Linked DNA regions of Homo sapiens: region 2 is linked to region 1. A link is an interaction called in ENCODE POLR2A ChIA-PET data of the cell type or tissue named here. Cell type or tissue: PC-9. All regions are shown on one strand. Region 1 overlaps SLC16A4 (solute carrier family 16 member 4). Region 2 has its middle 13 kb from the start of PROK1.

Evidence for each region. ChIA-PET counts read pairs that join two places held together with the same protein. Peaks named below come from ENCODE experiments on the same cell type or tissue, not always from the same donor. Only the 100,000 strongest peaks of a DNase experiment are listed, where the experiment ranks them.
Region 2: POLR2A ChIA-PET joins it to region 1 with 8 read pairs; 4 of 35 experiments call an interaction of 5 or more read pairs at or near these places.

What each region holds. Positions count from the first base shown.
Region 1 is chr1:110,382,501-110,385,000 of GRCh38, reverse strand. It overlaps SLC16A4 (solute carrier family 16 member 4), which reads left to right. Exons shown (of 9, transcript NM_004696.3): 3 at 2,035-2,167. Among named protein-coding and RNA genes, the nearest start is that of SLC16A4, 7.3 kb to the left of the region's middle. In PC-9, no CTCF peak of the experiment used is centred here; a DNase peak (open chromatin) is centred at 1,380; H3K4me3 peaks cover 1,562 bases; H3K27ac peaks cover 2,135 bases.
Region 2 is chr1:110,463,216-110,465,715 of GRCh38, reverse strand. No RefSeq gene overlaps it. Among named protein-coding and RNA genes, the nearest start is that of PROK1, 13 kb to the right of the region's middle. In PC-9, no CTCF peak of the experiment used is centred here; DNase peaks (open chromatin) are centred at 1,175 and 1,765; H3K4me3 peaks cover 320 bases; H3K27ac peaks cover 1,586 bases.

The DNA of each region.
Region 1 (2,500 bases):
CTCACTGTCGCCCAGGCTGGAGTGCAGTAGTGTGATCACAACTCACCGTACCCTCGACCTCCCAGGTTCAGGTGTTCCTCCCACCTCACCCTCCCAGGTAGCTGGGACTACAGGTGTTATACCACTACGCCCAGCTAATTTTTTGTACTTTTTGTAGAGACGGGGTTTCGCCATGTTGCCCAGGCTGGTCTTGAACTCCTGGGCTCAAGCGATCCACCCACCTCGGCCTCCCAAAGTACTAGGATTATAGGCAGGAGCCTCCATGCCCAGCTGGTTTTGTGGTTCATAAGCAATGCATGGCCAGGTTGAAAGCAGAAGTGGCCTTGAAAAGCCAACGCTACGAAACCCCTGGAGACAGAGAGTACACCTGGGCTTTACGAGTGAATGCAAACCCTGGCTAGGTTCCCCTCTAGACCCCTGTGGGATAAAGCATGACTGTTACTTAAAAACGGAAAGAAGGAATAGCACTTAACAGCCCCCCGGCTAACTAGAATTCTGAGAAATAAAAGTTAATACTCCACAGAAAGAAAACCTCATCTCCAAAGCAGCAATTCTAGTGGAGTACAGGTAAGGAAGATTAGGTGGGGCAGAAAGAAAAGGATGGGGCCCCTGGCCCAACCTTAAGATGGCCACAAATCCCAGTTAATCCAAAATTAAGCACCCCTTTTCACTCTTGAGTGTCTCAATTTGGATGATACATTTTATGGTCAACCTATTTATATATCTAGTGAAGGAAGGTACTCAGCTCAGCAGCAGAGTTAAATCAAAACTAATCTAAGAACTGACAGGAATAATTATTCCTCTTTGGACAAACACTTTTCTCCCACAAAGGTAACTGGAATTAGCTGTCTTTAACAGATGCTACTGAGGGCAGTAAAAGAGTGCCAGGTCTAGAGTCAGTCTAATCTGGGTTCAAATCTCAGTTCCAGTACCCCTATTTTAAGCAACTTTTTACCTCTCTAAACTTCAATTTCCTGATCTTGGAACTGCTGTTGCAGTTATAACTGAGAAAATTATTACAGTGACAGAGATCTGACCTAACCAACTCCATCCATCCTGCTTCTAACTTCCAAGCTGTCCTTGTTCATTCCCATGCGTAGGCTGAACTAACTTTGGGGGAAACTTAGTTGATAGCTTAACTTTGAAAGAGAAACTAACAGCCGTTTCCAAAAAAAAAAAAAAAAAAAAAAAAAAACCTCCTTTTAACAGCCCTTTCCAAAAAAAAAAAAAAACACTTCCTTCCTGCCTGGGGACTAGATTGCCTTTGTAGGACTAACACATTAGCCATAAGATTAGAAATTATGGTTTAGGAGTCATACAGCTGGAGGCCACAAGACTGACCCTCCCCAAATTGCTCGGGGGATAACATCACTATTGTGAAACCTAAGATCAGTGCTTGAGATAATTTGCAGGCCCTGCATTTGATGGATCAGCTGGCACCACCCAGATTAATAAACTGGCTCATCTGGTTGTGGGTCCCCCTCCACCCTTCCACCCAGAAGTGACTCAGCGCAAAAGGGCAGCTTTGATAGAATTTCATCTCTGACCCAACCAATCAGCACTCCCAACTCACTGGCCTCCCACCCACCAAATTATCCTTAAAAACTCTGATCCCCAAAAGCTCGGGGAAACTGATTGGTCTAATAAACTCCAGTCTCTTGCACAATGGGCTCTGTGGGAATAACTCTTTCTCTATTGCAATTCCTGTCTTGATAAATCAACTGTATCTAGGCAGCAGGCAAGATGAACCCACTGGGTGGTTTATTTGGTATAAATTATTTGGTACACAACATTGGCATGCCTATTCCAAAGCCATGAAATGAGGATTAAATGAGATGTTTCCATTTAAAATGCTTAGCTACTTTAAAAGGAATGACTTCCCCCATAAAATATAAGATGTATAATGAGGCTCAACCAATAAGGCAAACTGGTAAATAGTAGTAAGCTGAGGGAATCATAACTTCTAGTAGCCGTAATTGCCTCTGTAATGGCTCACTTACCACCTGAGTTGGACTCTGGTCTGCTTTGATTTAGGTGAATGTGTTTGTGATGGGGATGACCAAGACTTTTGCAATTTTCTTTGTGGTCTTTCAAGAAGAGTTTGAAGGCACCTCAGAGCAAATTGGTTGGATTGGATCCATCATGTCATCTCTTCGTTTTTGTGCAGGTATAAAGCTGGCAATAAGCTTGCTGTCTAAGGAGAAGAACCACAAAGGGCAATTCCAAGATTCCTATTCAAGACTGAATAGGAATTCAGTTTCTAAAATTAAGGTTCATTTACTGATATGTAACGCTGAGAAAGTAAGGAATTGCAATATTTAGCTTCCACTTGACTTAGTAACAAAGTTGGGAGAATCAGCATTCAAACAAAGAAAGCTGAGGAATTATTAAATGCCATGATTCAGTATTTCATGCATTGCCTTTCCAGTCTGTTAATGCCTTAATATAGGTTCAATGAGTAAGGCCCTCAACCTGGAAGTTAGGCCATGAAGTTCTAGTT
Region 2 (2,500 bases), 81 kb before region 1:
TGCACCAGAGCCTCTTCTCAGGCCCCTTCTTGAAGGCTAATGAGACCAGGCATGGCCAGCCTGACACTGCAGGCTCTCAAATGTCTCATTGTCCTCCCCTCACGCTGACAGTAAGCTGCAGGCTGCCTCTGCCCATGGGGCTACTGCTACTAAGATACCACCCCCAGCAGCTCCTGCAGTGGGGCAGCTCCCAGGAGAGGGTCCTGGGCCCCGCCTTCTGTTGCCCTGACTCTCTGACACCCCCTGGAGACCCTGAGCATTGCATCTGGCAGCCCAGGTCCTTGTCTCATCCCTTCCCAGCTGAGCCCCAGATGGGTCCAGGGAGTGTGTATGTAGAACACATGTTGCCTCCTGGTCTGGGCCTCAGAGCAGCCAGCTCAGCCTCCTCACCTGCAAGGCTTTCCAGAGTCCAGGTGGGGGCCCAGCTGTTTGCCTTAAAGTGCACGGAAATGACTGCCTTTCAAGGGACCTCCTCTCTCTCCTGCGCAACTGCTCCTCTCTGTATTCTTTTTCCCCCTTTGCACTTTGATGACTCAGGTTTTCACAGGCACAATAGTTCCCCCTTTGAAACCTAATTCTGGATGGGCACAGACCCAGGTGCGCACACACACCCTTCTTCCTCCCTCTCCCGGGCTTGCTAGTCCTTGCTTTAGCATGAAGACTACCCTCTATCTTAGCTGGAACTTCTCCTAATGGAAACTAGCCTCTCTGCCACTTGGAAAGAAAAGTAGAATTTTCATTATTTGTTTAACTGATTTCCTTCAAAGGTTGGGGTGATGGGTTAGGGTAGTGTTTCTCTGGGAGTGGGAGGTACAAGGAGCACCTGCATCAGAGTCCAAGCTGTAGAGGGGCTTGTTGAAGGCCCCACAGAAGCAGAGTCTTCCTTTGGTGCTTGGCAGTAACGTCTTCCTTTGGTGCTTGGGAACTGGTGGTCTAGGGGGTGAGCAACATTCCCTAGCACTGCCTCCTTCTAGAAGGGAGTCGCAGCAACAGTGAGGCCTGTCTCAGGGAACACACATGGTTTGGGAGGTTTGATTTGGACACAATCTGAGAGGAGCCAGGACAGACTTCAAAGCCCACTCTCCTTATGCTTTTTCTACCAAAAAAAAAAAAAGAATAGCACAGTATTAAGATCATAGCCCATATTGAGCAAACATTCCATTTTACTGTGAAACAGTGACTCATATGTTTAAGCAAGGTATTAAGAAGTACTTAGATAAGATTTGTGTATCTGTGTTCCCAAATGGAGCTGTTATTGAGCTCTGCCTACATAAACCTGTGCTTCTAAACTTCAAGATAATAACAGAACATGATCTGAACAAACTGATTTCTTCCTACCATGTTCAGCTTCTGGGGAATTGAAGCACATCCGAGAAAAGATTGTTCGTTCCTTCCTGGACATCTTATTGGTTTACCTCACTGAAGAGATCCCTCCAGGTAATGCTAGTGTGGTGTGCTGGTTACAACACGTAGGTGCTATTTTTATTATTGCCATTGTACAGATGGGGAAACTGAGGTACTGAGAGGTTTAGTAACTTTGGGTCCAAAGTCTCTAGTAAGCATCCAAACTAGGGTTCGAACTCAGGCAGTCTGTGCAGTGAACCACTGTGCTAACCCCCCGTCAGGAAACATAAGGGAGCTTTGCCGCTAATTTGATGAGAAATGCCAATCGAGCAAAATGTAAAATAACAAGAACATGTCAAGCTGCCATTTGACATATTTGTTTACTTAATCTTTGGGGTTTAGCTTTGAGACAGAATTTCACAGGCTCCTCCATGACTCGTCTCCGTCAGAAATGTGCCCACGTCTTCTTACTCACACCAGTGTTTCTCTCTGTTTAGATCCAGTTAATCCTCCTCATTAATCTTCAGCTCCCAAATAAAGGCCCCTCTGTCCTCACTAGACCCAGAATATTTTCCTGCCCTGTACCAGGCCAGCCCCCGCAGGAGCTCCGAATCCTTTTGAGAACCACACTCGTGTTTTTCTCCCAAGGTACACAGAAACAAATATGTCTGTGACTGACGCGCAGCAGAGTCTATCGAGTAGGCAGGGGGCTGAGACAGGAAAGGATCTTTTGGACAAAAGGACCATAAATCATATCCTTCCTGTGACCTGGACCAAGTGGTCTTCCCAAGACCCAAGCACTGCCCCTCAGGTGAGCAGAGAACTGGGACAGGACACAGCAGAGTGGCAGGGACCTAGGGTGTGGCTGCAGACCATGGCTGTGTGCAGGCCCCAGCAGAGCCCTTTGTCATAAATATGGGATGGAAAACCTCAGCAGGGAAGCTGACTCTTTCGTTCACCTAAAGTTGTTCACCTCAGTGATTCTGTGGCTTTGGGCTTCTGAGTCTAGCCATGGCCCCAACCAGGGTTGGAGCAAGAGGTGGCAACCCATCTTTCAACCTTATTCCTTGTCAGGGTCAGCTGTCCAGGGTGTAGTTCTAAAGGGGGCACAAAACATCCCTGCAGTCAATAGAAGACTCAGAGCCAGTTAAGGCCT